Regions from separate parts of the Mus musculus genome. Here region 2 is linked to region 1. The links are chromatin contacts, found by POLR2A ChIA-PET in ENCODE. All regions are on one chromosome and are shown on one strand. Each heading gives the region's core, a stretch centred on a gene start or an enhancer-like site at or near the end of the contact. The rest is flanking DNA. Distances are from core to core; before and after follow the strand shown.

Region 1 (7,291 bases), core at 2,020-4,519:
GATAGAGAAGCAAATCCCTTATGTTGTCTCCTGACTTCCACGGACACAGCATGGCACTTGTGTAAAACCACAGACAGGCACACAAAATAAAGGAATACAATTTTTTTAAGAGAGAGAGAGAGAGAGAGAGAGAGAGAGAGCGAGCAAGCTGAATACAAAGAATGATTGACAGCAGGCTACTCACCCAAAGCAGCAGAGCAAGTTGGTAAGTCTACAAAGCTTGCTGTACCATCCTACTGCCCCTGTTACCATGGTTACATTTTAATGTTACCATTACCACCAAAGTCACAGTTTAGCAACCCTACAGTCTGTCTGAACCAAAACACCAGCCTTCCCCTGCTACACTATGTTTAATCTGGAGGCCAGGTCCTGACGGTTGGCAGGTCCCTTTCCTCTGTAAAAGGACCCCCCTCATGGGAAGAAATGTTGCCCCTGACTGACACCTCTTCTTGGCTTCTCTAAACGTCCCCCAAGTGGGAGTGTTCATAGCTCATATTGTCCTGCTGTTTCATTTCACAGCCCAAAGAGTTGAAACATCCAATCACACACACTGAGTCCAAATCTAGGTTTCCTGACTTTCAGAGTTCCCTTTGTCTCCTCAGAACGGCTCCAAGGATGGAGCCTCCAAGCTGAGGCACAGTATCATTTGACCACTGATGGGTCCTGTTGCAGGATATTTGATTTATGGTTCAAAGAAAACCTAACTGTTAGCAAAATACACAAGCTAAGAAAGATGATGAGTTTGTCAGATGCAGTTAGGTGTGATCTGCAGAGATGCACTTTGTGTGTGCCTGTCAAAGCCTAGTCCTAGTTAGATAAGAATGCTAAAGAATGGAAAATTCCTGCCGATTTTAAGGCAAATTTGCTCTGTGACCCAAGGCAGTCACCTGGCTGGCCTTGAGCTGCGCCACCATTAAGGTGAAATGGTTGTTTGGGCCCCCCACTGACTTGGCTTGGAGCCCACCCCCACTATGGTGACACAACTCAGCCTGCTATGGATACAGGAGAGGAACTAGAGACTTCTTTATAGCAATTGGGCCTTTGAGAGGGAGTCACCTTTTGAAGGCGCTCTCTCCTTTGGCTTGGGTAGGAAGCTCTCTGGGCTTTTACAGGAGCAGCTGGCAGGACACGGGTGAAACAGGATTCCAGGGAAGAGCTAGGGAGCCCTCCTGAGTTTGGAGGAGCTCAAAAGGAAGGTAAACTAGTTTGGTAGAAGGACAGCTAGAAAGAGATTTCTAAAGAGCTAGCAGTGTAGGCCAGGCAGTGGTGGTGCACGCCTTTAATCCCAGCACTTGGGAACAGAGGCAGGCAGATTTCTGAGTTCAAGGCCAGGCTGGTCTACAGAGTGAGTTCCAGGACAGCCAGGGCTACACAGAGAAACCCTGTCTTGAAAAAAAGAAAAGAGAGAGACAGAGAGAGAGAAAGCTAGCAGTTTAGTTGAAAAATCAAGCTTGTAAATAGATATTTTGTAAGTAGTTAAGAAAATAAAATTCCCTAAGTTCAAGGGCTTATACACAGCTCCCACCTCATGTCTCTTTTATGGGTACAGATATTAGTTACATTTAAAAGAATAAATATTACAGGGTCCTTTACTGTGTGGCCAGAAGAAAGTTAACATTCCCCTCAGAAACTTTTGATTTCCACTGCTGGGGCTGAGATGGAAGAAATGGGTGGCTGAAGACATCTGTGAGCAATCACCCTCATTCCATGCCCCAACCCTACACCTCCTCACATATTCCTCCACCAACCTACAACTCCTCACATATTCCTCCACCATCCTTAGACCTCCTCACGTATTCCTCCACCAACCCTACAGCTCCTCACGTATTCTTCCACCAACACTACATCTCCTTATATATTCCTCCACCATCCCTGCATCTCCTCACGTACTCCTCACGTATTCCTCCACCATCCCTACACCTACTCACGTATTCCTCCAGAAGTTGTTCTGCATATTTGGTCAGGAGGCGGGCAAGGTTGTGTGTCTGGCGGATCTTGGCCTCCAAATGGGGTAGGAATGAGATTGAGGAGTCAGTCTGGTGGTCTTCTGGTGGGAAAGAGAAGGAAGTGAGAGGTTATAAAGGCAACCAAACCCCACTCCTTAACCATCTTTCCCAAGCTGGCTCTCCCTGAACCCAGAGTCTCTGCTCTGGATGCTAATATTCAACCTACGAAGAATCTGCCCCATCCCAGGCACCAGATCTCCACCAAGCAGTTTCTCTACATAGATGTCTCTCCTGTCCTCAGGTCACTATTGAAATACTACTAGGACCAAATTCAAATACCTCCTTCTTAGTGCTGCCTCCAAGTTCTCCCTATTCTCAAATCAATTTCTTCCTTCCACTTTAGGGAATTTGTTCATACTTCCAAAGTAGCTTCTTTTATCCGTGTGAATCTGTCTGATCCTGAGACTCCTCACTCTACATCACCGATACTATCCAGAAACTCTTTAAGGTCAAAGTTCACATATCTTTGGATTTCTCCAACTCTTGTTTGAATTCAGTCAGCATCTCTGAAGCACTGAACGCGCCTTTCCGGCCCCTTGTACAGATAGAGAAACCGAAGACCTATTCCCTTCATGTTGCTCCTATGTGACCTGCTAGGCTCAGCAGCATCAATGAATCAACGACAGGATGGCCTTCCCTGTTTAGAGGGTGGTGCCACGGGAAGCCGACTACATTTCCCAATATGTATGTTGCCGGGACCCCAATGCATGCTGGGGAATGTAGTCCTGACCCGACAATCCCCTCCGTCGGAGTTTCCCACCGCCAGCCGAGATCTCCGAAGCCTGTATTTTGAGCTCTCGTCACTTGTAGCTTCTTCGAAGATCAAAGACTTCCTTAACTCGGCCTCTCCCTCCAGTCTTTCAGCTTTGACTCTTTCCTAATTCTCAAGAAGCACTATTATCCTGTTCCAACCCGACCCCAGCCCCTTTTCAGGGTGTACTCACCCATATATATTCGGTGATCTAACCCCTGAACCCAAGGCCCTGAAGCCTCAATTCCTTGCGCCTGCTCTTTCTCCCAACTCACCCGCTGGTTACCTGACACCGGCGTCTCCTCTCCCCCGCCCAGGCCGTTCCCCTCCCAGACTTGGGGGTGGGGTGGTGCTGACAGACATCCAAACCCCAGCTTTCGATCCCCCCGACTCCTATTCACCAAGGACACAGGATCAAGTCATTCAACCCCTTACCCAGACTTCCCTCCCTCTGGCTCATGCTGGCCCCAGGCTTATCCAGGTTCCCTCAACACACCCCTCCGGGGGAGGAGGAGGGGAGGGGGAAAAAGGGGGAAAGGGCTAGGGGCGTGGCTCGGGCTCGGCCAATCATAGTTCAGACCCCAAATATTTCCTTCCCACCATTACTTTCAGTCAAAATTCCTTGGCCCAGAGCTCAGTAACCGGCTTGTGAGCTTAGACTGGGAAGGGGCCAGAATTGGGAGGCAGGTGTTGGCACAGTGAATGGGAACTTGGGCCTTTAAGGCAGTTCTGTGTCCTGTTGGGAGGAGACTCAGGCTCAGACCTGAGGTAGAGCCTGTTTATTGGCTGCTTTGGAGGGAAAAGCTGGGAAACCTGAGAGGAAAGGTGCAAGGCTGGCAGGAGAAGAATGCAGGCAGGACTTCCTTTTTGGGGAAGACAAAGAGAGGCCAGGGAAGCCTTGTTTAGATTAGGGTCCACCTAAGGCACGCACCCCCTGGTCTAGTTATCTTAAATGCCTTCTAATTTCTCTGTCACACTGATCAGAAGTGAGACTGTTCCTCACCTTACCGTTAGAGACCCTCGCACGCACACATCTGTGTGTGTACTAAGGCATTCAGACCCAGCCTTCTACACAGGCAAGCACGAGCTTCAGGGAGGTCACACCCGAACAGCAACTCATTAACGTTGGGGTAGACACGGAAAGGACTGGACACACTTGCCTCTATAATTGGTTCCCAAGCACCTACTCTTGTCTTTGGCTCTGGCACAGAGAGGACCCAGATGATGAGGCGTCAGATGAAGGAGTATAGGCATATATTTTTTTTCTTTTTGCAACCTACTTTTAATAAACGTTTAACCTCTCCTCTTGCCCACCACCCATGAGAGGCAGTGGAAGAGAAAAGTTGTTAGAATATGGGGGAGGTGGACCTTCTCAGCAATAGTTCTTTGGGGGGCAAGCTTGGTCTCCTTTGTCAGCAGTTCAGTCCCATAGCAAACACCAAACACTCAGCAGCTACAGTCCAGTCCTCTAGGCAGGCAGACGCCATGCACAAACCAGCAGCTGTAGTTTAATCCTGAAGAAACTGCAAGGCTCACCAACTGGCCCAAGGCCACTGAAGCAGCAGCTGCCACAGGAACCTCAGGAGCAGCTCTTGGCTGGGTTTCTCTCAATGGTGGTGTAACCACAAGTTGAGCTCAACAACAGTATGTAAGGTGAACCAATACACTCGTGTTCTTAGGGAAGTACAGCAAGGCGGAGCAAACCACACCAATGCTCAGTGTCCCACTGACCCTGGGGTCACATTTCTACTCCTTCATCATGGGACCTTTCACCTGTGTCTGCTTCAGGACAACATTCTTTCATGTGTCTGCTTAACAAGACATCCTTTCACCTGTGTGCCCCAGCAAACTATCATTTGATATAACTGACTTTCCAAACCAGAAGTTTCCACTTGAGTGGAGCTTGTGAGAAAGGAAACTGGAAAAGCCTGCGTGAGAGGGTTAACACAAGCAGACTGTCAGAACAAAGTTCACTGGCAGAGCACACCATAGGTGAATGGTGAGGCCACAATGTCAGCAGTGGCCACACACACACACTAACCAGCAGTATGTATTGGGTATTCATGTGTGCCAAGCACTATCCTGAATGCTTGTATATACACATTAACTCATTCCATAATAGAGGAGGCAATGAGACAAATGACTTGCCCACGGTCACGCAGGTGTGACAAGCAGAGATTTTACTTCTTACCGTTTGGAAACGCTGCCAGTCATGGTGGACATGGTCACACCAAAACGTCACAGACACCCCTCACACACATAGCACAGCAGACTCGTCCTATCTAGTGACAGCGCAGCTTCAAATAAAAATCATGCGAGACACTCTCATCTTCTTCCCTTTCATTTGAGTGTGTGTCGGGGCCATGTGTGCGTCTGAGTGGGTGCTGGAGGAGACAAGAAGGCATGGACTCCCCTGGAGGGGATTTACAGGCAGTGCGACATGGGTGCTGGGAACCAAACTACTATTCTCTGGGAAAGCAGTAAGAGCTTTTAACCAGGAAGCCACGTCGTCGTCTCCAGCCCCCGCTTTCTTTCTTTCTTCTTGAGATTGGGTCTTACTATGTATCTCATTATTGGACCAGGCTGACCTCAAACATGTAGAGATCTGTCTGCCTCTGCCTCCTGGGTGCTGGGATTAAAGTGTGAGCCACCACATCTGGCCTTTTTTCTTTTAAAGGAAAAACCAAAACGTCTCTCATTTATTTTGCCTGTGTATGATGTGTAAGAGGTGTGGAGGTCTGAGAGCTGTCAGGAGTGGGTTCCCTCTTCTATCACATGGGCTCCCAATTTTTGAGCTTGGGTCATCAGGCTTTGTGGCAAATGCCTTATTCACTGAGACATCTTGACAGCATCCATTTTAAGTAAACCTTTAGCTGAACTATAATAGACACAAGAAATATTACACAAGTATTAAATGTACATCTTGACAGACTTAAGACCAGTGTGACAAGCGGGTCCCAGAAACCCCTTCTTTTGCTTGGTAGTCCCAATAGTGATCACTGTCCAGACCCCCCCCCCAAAATGTATTTGTTTTCTGTTATATATAGAATTATATGTAGGTATGTATGTATATAATTCTAATTATTCTAATTATTATTCTAATGCATGCTGTCACATCTGACTTCTTTCATCCAAGATCTCTCTTCACTGTTGCACATAGCTGGACTCTGGTGATTCTGGCTGTTCTGTCCGTGTCCATGGTAGAAATAGGTTGTAATTGCTTTTCCATTCCATTCTTTTTTTTTTTTTATAAAGATTTATTGTTATAGCTGTCTTCAGACACAACAAAAGAGGCCGTCAGATCTCATTATGGGTGATTGTGAGCCACCATGTGGTTGCTGGGATTTGAACTCAGGACCTTTGGAAGAGCAGTCAGTGCTCTTACCCACTAAGCCATCTCGCCAGCCCCTTCCATTCCATTCTTTGTGTTGTTTCCAGGTTGTTGCTACTGTGAAAAGAGTCCCAAACTTTCCAGTATTCATATCTTGGTGTTCATACAGACACCACATTTTGTCCTAGTGAGGTTTCTAGTGATGTAATAAACACCATGACCAAAAGCACCTCGTGGAGGGAAGAATGTAGTTCAGCTTGCAGTGATAGTCCGTTATGAAGTCAGGGAAGGAACTTAAAGCAGGAACCTGGAGGCAGGGACTGAAACAGAGACCTTGGAGGAATACTGCTTGCTGACTTACTCCCCAAAGCTTGTCCAGCCTGCTTTCTTAGAGTGTTCAGAGGTGGCACTGCCCTCAGTGGTGTGGGCTCTGCCACATCAACTACCATCAAGAAAATGGCCCCACAGACTTACCCATAGGGCATCTTGATTGAGGCCCTTTCTCCACCAAGGTTCCCTCATCCCAGCTGACCTAGTTTATGTCAGGCTGACAAAAAACTAGGCAAGCACACATTTCTTCTGTTGAGTGTTGATAGCTTGGGAGTGGAAAGTGTTGGAAAACGGGGTTGGTATAAGTTTTTCACTGGAAGACTATCAGTTTTCCAAAGTATCTCTACCAATTACACAACCTGATTCAAGGAATGCCAAGTTGCTCTGCTACCCCATCTACATGGTCTTTCTCATTCCCGCCATTCTGGCTGAGGAGGCCCGCTCTCCACTCGCAGCGTCTGGCGCGTACTTGGCACTGTTCATGGGACTGTTCAATGAATGAATGAACAAATTAAGTTGGGCAGCGTAGAATCAAACAGCCTGGAGAGGGCAGACGCGCGCACAGAGCATTTCAGGGACGCCCACCCGCCGCGGACGCACACCAGGACAGTCCCTCTCGCGCACCCCTGAGCCCACGTGGCCGGAACGCACCGCCTCGCTCGGGCCGCGCGCGTCCAGCCGCACAGCTGCCCCCCAGCTCTCCCTCTCCGTGGCTGGCAGAGGGCGCTGTGCGTCCGTGCGCCCCGAGGGGCGGGCCCGGGCCGGGGCGGGGCTGGCCGGGCTTCCAGGCCGGGGCTCTAGCAGCCCGCGCCGCCCGGGCCGCTCCGGGGACGGGCCGGGGCGGGGCGCGGTCTTAGGAAGCCAGGCGGGGAC
Region 2 (7,291 bases), core at 2,672-5,171, 200 kb before region 1:
CCAGCCTTGCCTATGTAGGAAGTTTGAGACTAGCCTGATTACAGGAGACAGTCTCACAAAAACAAAAAGGGTTACTGCCATGGCTCGGTGGGTACTGGACTTGCCACGTAATCCTAGAGACCAGAGTTTGATCCCTGGATCCTAATTAAAGGTAGGACTGACTCCACAAAGTTGCTCTATGGTCTCCACATTCTCAAACCATGGCACACATAACCCCTCCCCCCACATACCATGCATACACACATAGAAGCACAGGAACATATCATGCATATACATACATATACTAAATATTTTGAAATATATGTATATATACACACATACACTAATAACACACATACTTTGTTTCTGCTTTTCAAAGATTCCTTATTTTGGATACCTCTGTAGGATGTGTCAGGTAGGGCCTGGCCCCTAAGACAATGTAAATCCTACCAAGACTTCTAGACCGGCCTGTGCTCCCTCTGGATATTGAGATGCTCTGCAATAGCAGGTGAAGTAGATTAAACCTAATACTCTGGCTTTCAAGCCAAGAAGCTTGAGCTTAACCTCTCGGAGCCTGCCTCCTCATACACAAAACCAAGGATTTGCCCCGTGGTGATAAAGGCCAGGGAGGCTTGGATGAGATCGTCCAGTGCTCGGCGTGGGGATGGATAGCAGAGGAAATGACGTAATTTTAGTTTCTTTCCTTCCCTTTGGACTTCAAGTTTGAGTTCCAGTCCTAACTGTACCGTTTCCTTACTGTGAGAGAACAACCCTCTTCTCTCTATAAGCTGAGGATTTTTTCATATGTGAATAAACGAGAGAAAAACCCTGGCATACTACCAGCTTTCACATGGGAGTTGCTATGGCTTTGTTGTGATGGTCCTGAGAAGGGAGGGGCCAGGACCTTCTGCACATGGTTGATCTCATCATGCTTTCGCTTTTGGTTTCGAGTGATCTTGCGCTCTGGCTGCTCGGCCAGCTCACTCAGGTATTTCTCAGAGTTCTTCTGCACGGCATCCTTCACTGTCTTGGTCAGTGCGAGTCGGTTCTTGTCCACCCATTCGTCCAGTCGCCTGTTAACTGTTAGGACGCACCGTGAGGGACTGACTGACTGCCTCCCTCCTTCCACCCAGGCCCCAGGGCCCCAGGCACTCACAGCCCACATAGTGAACATAGAATTCTTCTCGGCCTTCCTGGTCATTCACTCGAGACTGGATCACTTCTGCTGAATCTGTCAAGAAAAAAAAAAAGGGGGGGGGATCTGAGGGGTAATTTCCAGATCCATCTGTCCACACCTGCCATTTACCCTGTAAGGTGAGCCAGGTTAGGACTTGGGGGAGGTACAGGGGGTGTTACAGAGGACCAGAGATTTGAAAACTGAGAAAACCTGGTATTTAAGCATGTTTAAGACTACCTCCAAAGTCAGTGCTCATTCACTCATTTGGGGGCCATGAGAGCTGGCTGGGGATTAAGACAGTTTAAGCTTCCTTCACATTTCCTAAATGACTGTAGCCCCATGGTTTGACTTTCTGAGCTTTAGTTCCTTCATCTGGAGAATACCTAAAAGGGTGACCATGCTTTAGTCTGTAGCACAGGGACAGATGCAGAGATGTCTAGAAATTAATGCTCGTCTGGCGCTCCACTATGTAATGCTGGCCACAGTGAGAAGATACAGTGAGGAATCACAAGAGATCTTGTTCTCTAGTGTTTTCCCATTGACAGAGAAAGGCAGATAATTTTAACAGTATGGCTGCCGGGTGTGGTGGCGCACACCTTTAATCCCAGCACTTGGGAGGCAGAGGCAGGCGGATTTCTTCTGAGTTCGAGGCCAGCCTGGTCTACAGAGTGAGTTCCAGGACAGCCAGGGCTACACAGAGAAACCCTGTCTCGAAAAAACAAAAAACAAACAAACAAAAAAACCCAGTATGGCTGAGGTACGAAAAAGAAAAACGTGCCAGACCATGCAAGCAACTGACTTTGCCTGAAGGGGTCTAGAATGGGATCACCACAGGAGATAAAGAGACTAGGGGGGCTGGTGAGATGGCTCAGTGGGTAAGGGCACCCGACTGCTCTTTCAAAGGTCCGAAGTTCAAATCCCAGCAACCACATGGTGGCTCACAACCACCCTTAATGAGATCTGATGCCCTCTTCTGGTGTATCTGAAGACAACTACAGTGTACTTACATATAATAAATAAATAAAATAAAAAAAATAATAAAAAAAAAAGAGAGACTAGGGGCGAGAGAGATGGCTCAGTAGTTAAGAGCATTGACTGCTCTTCCGCAGGTCCCGAGTTCAAATCCCAGCAACCACATGGTGGCTCATAACCATCTGTAATGAGATCTGAGACCCTCTTCTGGGGTGTCTGAAGACAGCTACAGTGTACTTACATATAATAAATAAATAGGGGCTGGTGAGATGGCTCAGTGGGTAAGACACCCGACTGCTTTTCCGAAGGTCTGAAGTTCAAATCCCAGCAACCACATGGTGGCTCACAACCACCCAGAATGAGATCTGACTCCCTCTTCTGGAGAGTCTGAGGACAGCTACAGTGTACTTACATGTAATAAATAAATAAATTTTAAAAATAATAATAAAAAATAAATAAATAACTTTTTAAAAAACAAAAATTAAGAGATGAGTAAGAGCTAGCCAGGAAGACATGAGATTACTTATAGCAAGAGCAGGTGATAAAAGGCACATAAACACATAGTTTTGGCGGGCAGAGCAAGATTGGTCTGGCAATAGCCCTTACTAGAAGTGCCTAGAAACTGGAAAGGTCTCAGACACCTTTAATCCCAGCACTTGGGAGGCAGAGGCAGGCGGATTTCTTCTGAGTTCGAGGCCAGCCTGGTCTACAGAGTGAGTTCCAGGACAGCCAGGGCTACACAGAGAAACCCTGTCTCGAAAAAACAAAAAACAAAACAAAAAACAAACAAACCCAGTCTAAGGAGTTTAATTATGTTTTGAGACAAGGTCTCTCTATGTAGTCCTGGCTCTTCTGGAACTTGCTATGCAGACCAGGCTGGCCTCAAACTCACAGCCTTCCCAGGGCTGGGATTAAAGGTGTATGCCACCATGACCGACATTTATTCGTTTAAATTAGATGTATTTATCGTATTAGGGGGTGGGGGATACTCTTATATGGATTCTGAGGGCAAACAGTAAGAATCATTGTCTCCTTCTACCATGTGGGTCCTGGGGACAGAACTCAAATCACCAGACTTGGTGACAAATACCTTTATGTCCTGAGCCATCTCAGCTCGGAGTTTATTTTGAAGCCAGCAGCTTGAGGTTTATTTTGAAGAGGGAAAGAAAAGGAAGAAAAGATAAGGAAGATAAGGAAACGTGTTTTTAGGAACTGGGCTGTCCTCTTTGCTGGCGATGAGGGGGCAAGAGAAATGTAAAGACAGACAACAAAACACCAATGAAGGAACAGATATAGCAAAAAAAAAAAAAAATGAAGCCTGAAATCGAACCAGAGTGAATGTTCACAGGCCAACTCTGTATTCAGCTGACTGGTGGCTTTACAGGTGAAAACAAGCATGGCCTGACTCCAACCTCCAATTACAAAGTGGGCTTCTCAGCTCCCGAAATCCCGCCTTCTTACCTGAGTCACCACCCTGGCCCCAAGACTCCCAGCCCCACAGAGCGCCCATTCCTAGGCCATGCCCATTCCCTAAATCCCGCCCCTAGGCCCTGGGCCCCGCCCTCACGCCAGGTGCTATCCGGCCGCCGGCACAGGTACGTTTCTCCGATCTCCACGGTGACTTCTGGTTCGCCACGCGCCGGAGTCGGCGGAGAGACCCGGCCCGGGGACCGGGCAGGCCCCTCGACTGCTGCATTTTCCCCCGGGCCGGGCTCTCCCTCCCCTACAGTTCCTGAAGTTGTTGCAGCAACTGCAGCTGTAGCTCCCTGTGCCGCCATTGCTGTGCCGGAAGTGACCGGCCAGAGAGCCGCTTTTATTTCCGGATCAGTGGGGGCGGGCATAGTCTTGCGTGTTGGAGGTGGGGAGGTTGTGACGTGGCAAGGTTTTGTTTTGTGCGTACTGCGTGTGGCTGTTGTTGCTAAAAATTGGCCCAACTTGAGACAGGGTCTAATTACAGTCCTAACTGACCTGGAACTCGCTATGTAGACCATACTGGCCTCGAGATCCACCTGCTTCTGCCTTTTGAGTCCTGGTATTTAAAGACGTGCACCGCCACACCCGGACTTAGCTATTTTTGTGGAGTTGTTTGTTGTGACATAGCCCGGGCTGCCTACACACTTGCTGACCTAGCTCCTCCTGCCTTGGGTTCCCGAATGCTGGGATTAAAGGCGAGCATTCCTATTTCTTGAGAAAGGTTCTCAGAGGCTAGCCTGAAATTCATTGAACGTGCAGCAGTATCCTGGGGATTACAGTTGTACTCTATCACTGAATTAAGTTTTATGGGATGCTTGGGGCCAAAACCCAGGGCTTTTTATATGCTACCCACTCTATATTTGCGTCTCTCGCTCAGGGTGGGAGCAAAAACCAGTTGAGACAGGAAAAGAACAGGTGTGCCAAATAAACTACCTTCAAAATAAACTTACTCACTCTTTCTCTCTCTTTTTTTTTCAAGACCGGGTTTCGCTGTGTAGCCTTGGTTGTCCTGGAACTCACTCTGTAGACCAGAAATCTGCCTGCCCCTGCCTCCCATGTGCTGGAATTAAAGGCCTGCACCACCACTGCCCGGCAACTTCTTTTCTCTTAAGAATTTCATGTAGCGGGGCTGGAGAGATGGCTCAGCAGTTAAGAGCACTGACTGCTCTTATGAAGGTCCCGAGTTAAGACCCCATGGTGGCTCACAACCATCCATAACAAGATGTGACACCCTCTTCTGGAGTGTCTAAAAACAGCTACAGTGTACATGTATTTACATATAATAAATAAATAAATCTTTGAAAAACAAAAACAAAAAACCTCGAGCGTGGCCAGGGAGAACCTTGAGTGGTTGTCTAACCTCCACCTTTCAAATGTTGAGGTTAGGATGGCACCACACCAGGTTCATGCACTGCTAGAGATTGTACCCGAAGCTTCATTAATGTTAGGCAAACACTACCACTGAACATCTCCAGCCAAGAAGGGTTTGAGCAGGGAGACAGTGCCTGGAGAATCTGTAGTGACACTCCTCCAAGTACAGAATACCAATTCTCTGAGACTCAGTAAAGGTTAAACCATATATACATATGGTTAAGTCATAGCTTTATATAAGCTATATAGCAGCATTCAAGGTAAACTTATTGGTAGATGAATTGGAGTAACACATGTCTAATTTGCTGTTTAACTTCACCTTTCTACACACACACACACACACACACACACACACACACACGTGTTTTCCTTAATTACTGTATTGGGGCACCGGACACCTTTAATAGCTTGCCCAGTGCATACTACTTTAGGAACTGCGTTGTGGGCGAACTAGTCGATGAAAAGAAGCAGCACTGTAAGACCTTTGTTTTTTAGGGATGATAATGCCAGCCAGTTCCTCCTTAGCTGGCTTACTGGAATAAAGCTCCTTTTCTCACGCTCTATTGTTGAGACTGACTGGCTCCTGCCACATGGTTTTACGTACCCAGCATGCACTGGTAACTTTTACAGTAGCACACAACAGTGTGTTGAGTCAGAGTAGGGCTGGATAAACATCTCATTTAGACATTCTCTGAAAGTTCTTTGATTCATAATTTGGTGATCAGTTTTCATAAGGTTTCTTTTTTTTTTTTTTTTTTTTTTTTGGTTTTTCGAGACAGGGCTCCTCTGTATAACCCTGGCTGTCCTGGAACTCACTCTGTAGACCAGGCTGGCCTCGAACTCAGAAATCTGCCTGCCTCTGCCTTCCGAGTGCTGGGATTAAAGGTGTGTGCCACCATGCCCGGCTTTCGTAACAGTTCTTGAGAGGGGCAGCTTGAGGTCAGAACTCAGACACTATGGTCCAAGAAATATCTGACCGTTGTGTATCTATGTGAGATGGCATTGGGAATAGAATAGATCCTTTTGTGTGTGGCACTGAGGGAAAGCTGGCTGGATGATTCGGCATGCACTGCTCTTGTCGACAATCTCAGCTCTGCTTCCACAGCAAGCAGCTCACTACTGCCTGTAACTCCAGCTCTAGGGGATTCGAAACCCCTCTGGACTCCACAGGCCATCTACAGCAATGAGCACAAACCCACAGGTAGACACACATACAAAAAATAAGAGAGAAGGCACTAGGAAAAACTGGTTACTTTGCTGTTGGGCAGTAAAGAAGTTCAGAGCAGGATAATACCAGGTGCCCGGCACCCTAAGAATGAGAAGATACAACCAAAGGACACCTCCCACTCTAGCCCTCTTCAGGATCATTACAGCTTTTGCCCAGGCTTCTACCTCACTTGACACTTCACCTGACATCTTCAGATGATGTCCTTCCTAAGTAAGGACTAGCCTAGGCATAGTAAATACACCATGCTGTCCCCATGCCAGGGCCAACCATGATTAACATGTAAATCCAACTGTTTTTTCCAGAACTTGGGGGCTGTGCTGAGACACCCTCTACTTACTGTTATTGTGTTTATGAGTATGAACCTACATGTGTGCAGGTGAGAAGACTTGGCAGGACTCACGTAGTCCTCTCCTGCGATAAACTCTAGGAGATACCTTAGTGGCAGGTGCCTTTACTGCCGAACCATGTCGCTGGGCCCGGATGCTTTTTGTTGCTTCTGATGCTGTATCTGTGTTGTTGCTCTCTGTGGTTAACCTGTACTTTCATTCCTTTTTTTTTTTTTTTTTTTTTTTTGGTTTTTCGAGACAGGGTTTCTCTGTATAGTCCTGGCTGTCCTGGAACTCACTCTGTAGATCAGGCTGGCCTTGAACTCAGAAATCCGCCTGCCTCTGCCTCCCAAGTGCTGGGATTAAAGGCGTGTGCCACCACCCCCGGTCTGTATGTACATTCAAAGACTAGAACATGAGGCTCTTCTCTGACAACTACCCGTTAAGACAGGGTTTTGCCAAGCAGCCCAGGTTGGCCTTGAACTCGTGATACTCCTATGTAAGCATCACTAGTACTAGGACCACAAGTGTGTACATTTGATTCTACCTGGAAAGGCTAAAGTTTTCAGTGTAGGAATTTCTTCCATCCCAGCGTCAAGTGAGGGAACTGGTTACCATGGAGCCTCACTCTCTTATGTGTACCTGAGGGACAGTGGACTAGCTCTGGACTTCTCATTACAAGTCATTTCCTTGACCTCTCCCCTTTCCTTTCCTGCTTCTCCTACTCCCTTTTGGGAGTCCTACCAAGCAGGTCCGTAGGTCTTA

Evidence for each region. ChIA-PET counts read pairs that join two places held with the same protein, here RNA polymerase II (POLR2A).
Region 2: POLR2A ChIA-PET joins it to region 1 with 11 read pairs in embryonic stem cell. The contact joins the promoter of Kat8 here to the promoter of Ctf1 in region 1. POLR2A ChIA-PET finds 5 or more read pairs at or near these places in 3 of 5 experiments (Patski and embryonic stem cell).

Annotation. Positions count from the first base shown.
Region 1 is chr7:127,708,681-127,715,971 of GRCm38, reverse strand. It overlaps Ctf1 (cardiotrophin 1), which reads right to left and starts at 3,269. Exons shown (of 3, transcript NM_007795.2): 1 at 3,193-3,269; 2 at 1,929-2,047. The coding sequence starts at 3,217. Bcl7c (B cell CLL/lymphoma 7C) reads left to right here and starts at 7,206. Exons shown (of 6, transcript NM_009746.2): 1 at 7,206-7,291.
Region 2 is chr7:127,909,147-127,916,437 of GRCm38, reverse strand. It overlaps Kat8 (K(lysine) acetyltransferase 8), which reads right to left and starts at 3,921. Exons shown (of 11, transcript NM_026370.2): 1 at 3,696-3,921; 2 at 1,136-1,210; 3 at 884-1,059. The coding sequence starts at 3,906. Bckdk (branched chain ketoacid dehydrogenase kinase) reads right to left here. Exons shown (of 12, transcript NM_009739.3): 12 at 6,774-7,291.